2 separate regions of the Homo sapiens genome follow, and region 2 is linked to region 1. Evidence: read pairs that join two places in POLR2A ChIA-PET (ENCODE). Cell type or tissue: GM12878. All regions are shown on one strand. Each heading gives the region's core, and the rest is flanking DNA. Links, peaks and the distances in the headings are about the cores only.

What was found. ChIA-PET counts read pairs that join two places held together with the same protein. Peaks named below come from ENCODE experiments on the same cell type or tissue, not always from the same donor. Only the 100,000 strongest peaks of a DNase experiment are listed, where the experiment ranks them.
Region 2: POLR2A ChIA-PET joins it to region 1 with 5 read pairs; 7 of 35 experiments call an interaction of 5 or more read pairs at or near these places.

Annotation. Positions count from the first base shown.
Region 1 is chr2:207,284,092-207,289,472 of GRCh38, reverse strand. No RefSeq gene overlaps it. Among named protein-coding and RNA genes, the nearest start is that of MIR1302-4, 17 kb to the right of the region's middle. RefSeq lists a silencer at 3,961-4,020. In GM12878, for the core only: no CTCF peak of the experiment used is centred there; DNase peaks (open chromatin) are centred at 642 and 3,152; H3K27ac peaks cover 1,122 bases.
Region 2 is chr2:207,154,317-207,159,697 of GRCh38, reverse strand. The region is part of intron 1 of KLF7 (KLF transcription factor 7); the gene reads left to right. Among named protein-coding and RNA genes, the nearest start is that of KLF7, 8.9 kb to the left of the region's middle. RefSeq lists a silencer at 2,549-2,728. In GM12878, for the core only: no CTCF peak of the experiment used is centred there; no DNase peak of the experiment used is centred there.

The sequences.
Region 1 (5,381 bases), core at 275-5,274:
TTTTCCCTCACAACCATCAACCTGCTTTGCATAGACTTGGAGAGAGCATTACATATCAATTTTTTCAGGAAGGTAAGGTAATTTACATAAGGCTATAAAGGGACAGCAGAGCCAGAGTGGAGAATGATGTTCTGTTCTCCCTCTTGCTCCTGCTGAATGACAGGGTATTTATCTATTGTCTTTTTTGGTTGTCAGTATTTATTTTGGTGTTTCCCTAATCTCACTTGGAGCATTGAGCTTTGTTTCCCCATTTGTGAGCTTCCCTGTATGGTTTACCGAGAAGGTTCTGGGCTTCAAGCAGAGCAATGCTCTGGGTGAGGAAGGCGGAGCCCCGTATTGCCCAAATGGAATCATGCATTAGCTTTGGTGTATTTCTTGAAGAAAGTTCAAACCAAATGAAAGCCTCCCTTCCTTAATTTTGGCAGGAGAACTGTAATATTACTTTTACAATATCCTCTCAAATCTGGGTGATGCTCGGAGGAAGTTTATAGAATTCACTCTTTCCCCACTAGGTTATTTTGCCAAAAGCTAACATAGTCTCTTCCAGGGAGTGAGGCTGTCTACACTTCTGGCAAATAGTTCATCTAATTAGAACCATGGGAAACCCCTCCGGGGAATCCCTGGCTGTGTGTGACTAGGCTATGGCTGATCTGAATAAACACACACTAGGGGATATTTGTCTTGCAGAGGCCACAGGCTTCCCCCCTGTGCTGCCTCATTTTTTTATTTTTTATTTTTGGAATGAGAAGTTTTTGTTTACTGCAATGGTCTGAGAAGATGAGGGTTTTTCTTACGATCTCGAGTCCCTATTCCTTTGACTGTCTGAAAACTTCTGGGAGCTCTGCTCCCTTGCATAGGGCATGGGGAGAGTTCAAACCCTGCATAGCACTTTAGGCTAACCATGCTTTGGGGGGGAGCTCACTATCTTAGTGATCTTTTTAAATTTTTATTTTATTTTCTTTTTTAGAGTAGCACGATCATAGTCAACTGCAGCCTCAAACTCCTGGGCTCAAGCAGTCCTCCCATCTCAGCCTCCTGAGTAGCTGGAATTCCAGACATGAGCCACTGCTGCTAGCTTATTTTTATTTTTTAAGTAGCTTCTTATTGAAGTATAGTTAACATATAGAAAGTGCATGTATCATAAGTGTATAACTAGATGAATTTTCCAAAAGTGAGACTAGACTGTGTAAGCAGTCTAAACATGAAGAAATAGAAGACATCAGGACCCCAGAAGACCCCTCGGGCCACCTCCTGTTCACTACTTCTCCCTTCAAAAGGTGACAACTATCCCGAATTCCAACATCACAGATTAATGAAAATGTTTAGAAATGAAACTATACATCATGTTTCTCGCATGTCTGGCTTCTTTTGCTCAACATTATGGTTTTGACATTCATCCATGTTGCAAGGATGGTAATAGTTCATGCCCTGTCGTTTCGCTTGGTATTCCATTGTATGTAGGTAGCACAACTTCTTTATCAATTTCACTGCGGATGGACATTTGGGTGGTTTTTTTTTCTTTGGATTTTAGCTCTCTTTTGATATGTCTCTGCCCTGTGTACACACAGTGTACACAAGCTGTCACATAAATGGGTGCCTAGGTGTGATCTTATTCTCTGCAGAGATATAGCTGCCAGAGATGATCAATTTTGGGGCTCAGGCCTGATTTCAAATATACTTATTGTTCCATGAGTGTACTTCAGCTTATCAAATGAGTTATGCCAAGTTTCAGTTTGGAGAAAATGGTTTCTGCAGATATAAGACATGTAAATATGTTTCTTACAAAAACCCGTTCTTCATATAGAACTATGTTGATTCCTTGTGACTTTCAGCTATGCATTAAGTATGTATGTTTAGAAAAAACTTAAATTACATATAAAACCAATCCAGGTTATTCATATACAATTTGAGTATGGCTTACTTTTACATGGATAACATAGGGAATGTTTTTACCCAAATTATACTTCTTACCCACTTTAGTTGGAACCACCTTGCTAAAGTATACTCTCTTTATTATACATTATTTTATAAGACTAACCATTTATTCAAAAAATAAAAGCAAAATGTTTTTGGAACAGGCATGGCTAGATATAACGTATGTGACTTGTGTTGTATGTTTATCTACCATGGGATTTTTACCTTTCATATTTTTAGCCATTAGAGGTGAAAAAATGGTTTGTCTTTCTTCTTGGTATATCTATAAACCAACATATTAAAGTCGTTTTTACTAGATTAATAACTAACTTTCTCTGACCTGGTTCAACTTCTAAAAAGTCCTCAGTTATATTATCCAGAACTCCATAAGCAACTGTGATAAATTACCCTATATGCCAATGGGAGATGAATATAACTCTTTCTAGGATAAAATGGGGCAGGCAACAAAATTACTAAGAATGCTCTCCCCTCAAACAGTACAAGTACTTTTTAATGCATTCAAAACATGTGAACAAATATTTGGAACATACTTCTGTGTATTTTTTTTAGTACAAACATTGTTTACAATAGTCACCAATGAACTACTAATGCAGTAATTAATTTACTATGCAGCTCTAGTTGGGAACATGGCTTGAAATTGTAAAAATGTCTTGTAAAGAATGATTTAATTTAACGATTTAACATCGAGTATTATCCCCTTTAAACTCAAATTTATGGAAAACCCTTCTGTGCTGTCACCACGTGCCTCACATAATAATTTAGTGAGGAGAGGAGCCACATCAGGGGAGACAAATGCTTTCACTCCAGCATGGGAAGGTAAAGGGAACCCATCTTGCTTTGTTGCTGGTCTCCCCTGATTTTCTTCAAGTAGCCCTTTTAAGGGGTTACTTGGGGGTTAGAGACTGTCACCAACCTGTCCCCCCACTACACCTAGTAGAAACAGAGAATGTGATGGGAGAAATGCAGGCACATGTGGCATTTACCTTCCTTCCCAGGGATAGGGCCCAGACAGCATCGAGGGTAAAGGTTACTTTTGAGTGTGTGTTTTTATTGGTGTCCATGACCAGCTCTTGTGCTAAATATTCAGGCAGAAAAATCCCGATGACTTCCATTTTCTTGGACTAGCTAAATAACTGGCCACATGTAGCCTGAGTTCCCTCCACTGCTGATCATGACCTTGGATAAGTCACGTAGCTGATCTAAATCTGGAAAGGGGGATGACCACATCTCCCTCATTGCCTTGTGAAGCTCAAACAAAAATAATAGCATTGGAAAGCTCTTTATGAGTAAAGCACTCTCATATTTACTATGGTTGAGGGAAAAATAGATTTTTTTCCCCCCAGTCTGAATTGTGCCAACCCTTCTGGCTCACTCACTGCAGGTCCTGCATTCAGTTTGTGGAGTGTGGATTTTGCCTGTTTGTATTCTGATATTCTGCCTGTTTTGGAATGGAAGCTTTCTTTTGTGCAATGATTGTGGTTTTCTGTGAATTATACAGAGTTCTGATCCAAGCATAGTAGAAAAGCTTCATGTGTTTTAAAAAATAAACAATAACAAAAAATTACTATTTTAATGAGCCAACACATGGTCTTTATGTGCCAACCATGGACTGAGCTTTGTAAGATTTCTTTTTTTTTCCTTAGAATCAACAGCAACATAAGAGATATACTTAATGATTTTGCTTCTATAAACTGTAACAGGAAATTCTCCTGGCCTCCAGCCAAAGGATGTACATAGTTAGGTGCAAATTAAGATTAAAATGGTTAGTCTGTGTCTGATCCCATTCCGGTTCTTCCCCCTGGCTGCAAATAGACACAAGGAGAAGGAGTTGTCCCAGTGTTTTTTTCCCCAGGGTCTCCATGTGATCTGTGTGATTCCAGCTGATTCTCGCTGGATGACTTGCCCAGCAATGCAGCAATGCTTAGAGATTTCTCACCGGGCCAGAAGAATCTACATGCACCTGGAAGCACATGCTTTCAGCTTGGGCATAACTGATTGGCTCCAGAATGTGTCTGTGGTTTGCTGGTCACCCTTGAGTCCCAGCAAGAGCAGGGTGCCTCATACATCATAAAAGGCTACATGGTGCGTCTTCCAGGAGGGTGGGCAAACTGCTTAACTACTCAATTTGCTCATTTTTAAAATGGGGTTATAATATTACCCATCTTGGTGGGTTGTTTGGAGCATTCAGTGAGATAATGCTTACAAAGCAATTAGTGCAGGGCCTGGCTAAGGTTAGCTTTTAAAATTGTTGTGTGTCTCCCATCTCCACCTGTGAAGGAGGCTGTACCTCAGTTTCAATGCCTGGTCAAGTAGTACAAGGCTCTTTCCCAAAGCTGCAGAGGCTGGATCCCATTGGGGAGCTACAATAGAGAGACAAGCACCCCACAAAGATTGCAGGATTCCTGCCCTTCTCTTATTTCTGCTCTTCCAGCCTTATCTCTCATCTCCATTAGCAAATTTACTTTCTAAAGCCAGTAGCCCTACCCTTTAAAGGGATTACTTGGTGAATAGTTTAAGAACAAACAATGACAAGTATAATCATTATAGCAATAACTCTTGGTTGGCCTGGATTGGTTTCTTCCTTGCACACATGACAAGGGAGACAGAGTGAAAGAGAAAGGGCAAATTTTTGCATTAGCTTTCCCTGTGAGGGGAGTTAGGGACCCTTTCCCAGTTGAAAAGAGCAATGCTGCTTGGTCCTGGGTGAGACACAATGTGACAGTAACATGCCCCCAAATTCATAAACGCTGGAGGGAGTTGACAGCTGGTATTTTTAAAGGAGCTGATTTGGTGGCTAATTTTATTTATCTTGCTTCCTTTGCCAAGCTCAGCTGCTTCTTTGCCCTGTGCCATTAAGTCCCAGGAGGTCCATAGGCAGCAATTTACAAATCTATTCCTTTCCGTGGCGAAGGTTCTTTTTACCGCCATGGGTTTTTCATACAGAAAATAGAAAATCTAGAAGCCATATAACCAGAGTGATCTTTAATGTTTCATCAAAAGCTGTCCTATATGGGTATTTATTTATATTTAGCCCAGAGTGAAAGGTCCCAGGAGGCTGCAGCCTGAGCAGATTTGGTTCAATATCTGCAAAGGAATTTAAATCAGCTTACCAATAAAGAAATCTTCCTACAAGAGGAAAAAAAAAAGTGGAACTTGAGTCTGATTGACCTTGAGACAAAGACAGCCTGGAAACCATTCAGTAGTCAATAACAGAGCCATGCAGCCTGTAGACATATCTTTGTGAGTGTGCTTATGTGTAAATCGGGCCAGAGGTGCAGGTAGGGAAGCAACATCTTCATACAGTCTCCATGGTTGCATTAGACTGAAAAAAAAGGAATTGATATTTCGTTATAAAGCTGAATGTTAAAAATTAGCATTCCTAAAATTTCTGACAATCTGGCTTAAATAAAATAATAACAGATGTATGTGAAAGTGATATTGCTAGA
Region 2 (5,381 bases), core at 73-5,072, 130 kb after region 1:
ATACCATTCTTCATTGAGCTGGTAGATGGACCTAGTCACACTTTGTGGGATTTTTGTTGTTTATATTCAAGTATAGAAAATATTCCACAGTAAATACTTCATTCCTTAAGCCCTTTTTATGTGCATAATACTGTATTTGGGCAATGCAAAATTGAATTGGATATAGAATCTGCCCTCTAGGAGCTTGACTGTAGTAAGGCAGAGAAAGCATGTTCAAAATTAAGTTAAACAGAATAGAGCATGAGTGCCAGAAAGAAGGAAAGAAAGAAAGAAACATTCAGTTCTGTGTTGGAACACTGACCTGTGCCTATCTGTATTACCCACATAGTTCCAACCTTGTTTATAAAACATACTTGAGATTTACTAAGTTCTGTTGTGAAAAAGCTTTCAGCCAATGTCATGTTGTGGGCTGGATACTTTTAGGGCAGATGAGTATACAATGTGAATACACATATCCATAATGGCCAGGAAACAGTGCCCATGTCTGTGCCATTCGGAAATGATTAGAGGTAATTAAAATAACGTAGAGCCATATGCGATATCTATTTTTGAATGTGGGTGTATTGACATTTCCTGAGGGTCATTTTGAAAGTCAGGTTCTCAGCCTTGTACCAAAGCGAGGAACATAGAATCTCAGAATTTCAAATCTTGAAAGGGTCTTGGTTTCCTCAACTCTAAAATACTGGGTTGAACTAAGTGATTGTTAAAGCCAGATGAGGCATTGCACTCTCCAAGGTCACACAGCTTATTAACACTGATGGTTTCAGGGCCCAGGACTCTCAGATGCCCAGACCAGTTTACTTGCTTTCTGTCACCTGAATATACCTTGACTCACTTCTGATTCTTTTCTCTTTCTTTTTTGCCTTCAAAGGAGGCAAGAAAATTCCCTTTTTACTTTTAAGACTACTGGTTCATGGAATTTTGGGATTGGCTAGGTTCTAGAACAAGTTATCGAATATTTTGGAGAAGGCTTACTTGTGTAATTTGATTCTTTTTCCACTTTTAATGTGTGCTAAATTGGAAAATATACACTGTACCGAAAAAATAGCCCCAGATTATAACTCGAGTCTTATAAAAATTATTGTCATTTAAATAATAACAAATGGAGTGGGAGTATGAAGGGTGTGCAGTGGGGCATATGTGGTAGGGGGTTGGATGGAATATAGAACTAGATGGAAGTAGAAAGCAACAAACGTGAAATTGCTTTGTTTCTGGCACCTCACCAACAAAGAGAGTGCCCGAAACTTTACCAGCAACCCATGTACCAGTTGATGAAAATCTTTTTAAATGTTTTTAAATTCTTGAGAGGGTTGTAATAAGCAGTAGTGAAGAAACTCAACCTCTGAGAGGTTTTTCAAAAAGTCTTTTGAGGTCTGATGGATGAAGTAGGCCTAATTTTTACCATTGTCCCTAATGAGGAAAGGAAAATGGAAGGCTCACTTGACTTTTTTGCCCCAGTTTTTCCCCAGTTACTTTTTGCCCTTCCCTACCTCCTTGAATTGGTAGTTATGATGGTGAAAGTTCTCTCCCAGAATGTGTCTCACAGATCTCTTTCACCTCTAACATCTTAGAGGTTAAAATCTCCTTCCCAGTTCAGGGCTTCTTCATCTCCTCACAGCTATACTCTACATCTCCACCTCCAGATATTTCCCTGGGTTTCAGGCCCTCATTTTTTTCTAACCAGAAATAAGCAACAAGCAAGATGGGCTTTGGGGTTGTTCTACCATCACTTCAGCTGAATATGTCCTAAACCCCTAACTCATCAACTTCTTCCACGGACTGCTTCCTTTTTCCTGGCTTCCCTATTTCTTTTAATAATGTGATTATTCGTCTCATGATCTAGGTTTGACATTCTAGTCATTGTAACTCCTTTCTTTTTCTTGAATCTAATAAAAAATTAGGTGAAAAGATCTAATTAGCGGAAGTCTAAAATTAGTTGAAAAATCCCACTGACTTGGCTTCTGAGGTGCTTTAGCATCAGCCTGTCATGGATGGCACCCTTGGCCATTGCCTTGCCACAATCCCTGTCACCTCCCTGGACTTGCCTTTTTGCCACCATCACCCCAGGTGGCCTGCTTTCAAACTGTTCATGGCTCCCTCTTATACATAGCATGAGGCCAAACTTCCAAGAGTCAGGGTGTTCCAAGACTGGGTCTACACAATATTTGCAAGTTCCCCCCTTTTCACATGTAGTAAATGCCATCCAAATTAAGTGACTATGCTTTTCCTGCTTCTGTCTTTATTTTTGTTGTTTCCTTTAGCCTTTTTCCTCTTCCTCCCTCTCCCCTTCCTGATTTTCTTTGTCCAAGTTCCACCCATTCCTTAACTTTCAAATGGGTGCCAAACTCCCTCCCTTGCTACCAGCCAACTGTAACTGCTATGATTTCCATACTCTTGTGCAGAGCTTTTTACTTCCCCGTGATGCTTTACAGTTTTGAGTTATAATAAAGCTTTTCTTTTTTTTTTTTTTTTTTTTTTACTTTTCTGTTGTGTCATTTTTCTTGTTAAGTTTATGCTTTAAGGAGTTGATGCCTTGCGTATAGTTTTGGTAGTCAACTTTTAATGTATCACCTGCTTCTTAGAAAGCTTTGCACACTGTGGGCACTCGATAGTTATTTGAGGAGCATGTTATGACTATGACTTAAGATTTGACTATGCCTTTTTCAGTGGTTCTCAATCGTGGCTGCACCCCAGACCAATAAAATCAGTATCTCTTTGGGAAGGACCCGGGCATCAGTGTTTGTAAAGCTTTCAGGCAATTCCAGTATGCAGCCAAGGCATTGAGCCATTGGTGTATAGAGGGTTTAATGATATGTCAGAGTTGGGGTTACCTGCTTCTTATATTGAAATATTTAATGACTTGTGTAATTTGGAATCCACACGGACCAGAGGTTTATAGTAAAACAGGATCATGCTGGTGGATGTGCTTCATCTGGCACTTTTGTTAATAGCAGCTGCCCAAGTGTTGTTTCATCCTTCTTGCTTTGCTTTCCCTCACCCTAAAGTGTCTAAGGCAGTCTGTTTGGCTCACATTTCCTGTGACCCATCAGGAATTTGCTTAACCTGGTCAAATTCCATATTTGGAAACTTTGTGGTGTTGGGCTTTAAACTCCAGCCTTGCTGGGTTTCAAACAATTCATTCTCAGTAGGCCCTTGGCCATGATTTTCCACTCACCTCAGCCTGCTCCATGGTTTGAAAGGGCTGGATGCATGCATGTACATCTGTTGGATGATGCTGGAGAGGCATTAGGTAGCAGCTCTCCATTTTCTTACTGACCAACCACAGTGTTTGGAAGTAGACTCTGTTTATAAAGAATTTCAGAGGATCCATCTTTCTAGTAAGAGGAGCAAAAATAAACTGTGGAAGAATTGCTGCTGAGGACATTCCGGCAAGGAGGCTGCCTTCACACCCATAGAAGGCTTAGCTCCTGTGGTAATGACTGTGGGCGTGTGGTGATCTTCACAAAGAAGCCTTAGAAACGCCTCTTTTTCAAACTGTGATGTTTGCAAAATTGTATGTCCTGTAGCTACATCCTTTCATCTGTAAACTGTCTTTGATGGGGGTATGGTTGGCAAGAGAGAACATCAGGAGAGGAGCTCAGAGCTCAGGGTTGAAGGATGCCTTTTGGAAAGCTCAACCCAGCTGTGAAAACGGCAATTAGCCGTGGAGCAATTGCCCTGCAAGGGAGTGCCCACCTGCTCTTGACGCCGTTCTCACATTCACCTTCCAGAGCCGAGTTAGCAGGAATTCAATGGAGTGGTCATAACATTGGTGCTTATTTTTGGAGAGGCGGCAAATTTGCTCAGCATACAAAGGAGTGGAAATAGATTCTTTCCACCCCAACACCCCCTGCCTTTTGAGCTTTTAGCCTTTGTTCATATGGGCACTACAGACCATGTTAGTGAAGTGCAGCTTCTGACTATGGTGTTGAAGGATGTCTTCTGTGAGGCCCTATGCAGAACTGATTCCCCTGAGAGTGATGAGATGCTGCTTAAGGTCAGACCTGAGTCGACTTCATTTCTTCCAAGATTGTTCAGCCCTAATTTGTACATTCTCCTCCCCTTCTCAAGGTTCTTGCTTTTCTTTAATACGGATCAAGAGATGATTTCCTCTGTGATGGGTCTTTTTATGTTTGCATATGAGAATGTAACAAACATCTGTGTTGAGCCTTTGTTCTGAAGGGCTCAGGGTGTTTTGCTCCTGGTCTTTTGTCATTGGCACATTCTTTCTTTAACTAGGGAGCAGACAGATATTACAGAATTTCCCATTCAGGGGTGAGAAAATGGGGCACAGGAAGCTTAAGCAAGTTGTCTTACTGTGGCTGCAAAGCAAATGAGTTGCAAAAAACCATTGGTGGAATAAATTTTCTCTTCCCTCTTTCCACTTGGCTAATCTTCCTGTCATAAAAATAACCATCATAGTACTGTCTCATATGTATCAGACACTTCCTAAAGATGATCTCATTTGAGCACCTGTATCCATCATTTCAATGAATGCTCACAACAGCTCTATGAAATGCGTATTCTATTTATCCCCATTTTACAGATGGAAAAGCTGAGATTTGAGGTATTGAATGGCTTGCTTAAAATCATACAACTTGGAAGTATTTGAGCTGGGATCCAAGCCTCAGCAGGGCCCAGCACTCTTAATTGTTACATCTATACTGACTGCTCTTTAGGTAGGGGACATTAGGGCAGAAGCCAAAGGTCGTGACCTGGCAGTCAGTGGCCCAGTATGGATTCCAGTAGTTCATTGGTCTGTCTTCTTTCTGGGCTTTGGTTTTCTTATCTGTAAAAGGACTGGACTGTGCGAGGCACTTTTAAGGTCACAGTGTTTCATAGTAGACAAATTACATGAAGGATTTGAAATCAAGCAGAGGTGGAACCTTGAGAAAGTCACTTAACATCTCTGAGTCTTGTTTGTCATTTGTGGAGTTCTTAATTCCTGATAAGAATCAGCTCTCTGACCTAGTGTCTGGCACATAACATCCACTCAACAAATGCTCTTTCCTTCCCCATTTTCCTCTCAATAATAATACACAGAGGCACAATGCTCTTTCTCTCAGTGGTGTCTTTCGTGTCTTGAAGATCCCAGTGAGCCTGGAATGCCCAAGAGACAATAAATGATGGAAGGCAGGGGAAAGCGGAATGCTGGGCATTGGATATGGTATACCTTTTATCCATCCACAAGGGAAACTTTCATTAAGTAATTTGTGCTTGGAACTGGGGGAGGACTAGCAATACCCTTTGTGCCCGGAAACTGGGCCTAGTTTGACATCCTTGGAATTTGCTTGGCTTGTTCATGCAAATGTCCAATCTCTTCCCCTTTCTTTCTGTCCAGTCTGACTTATGACTTACGTATCTTATGTTTTTCTAGCATG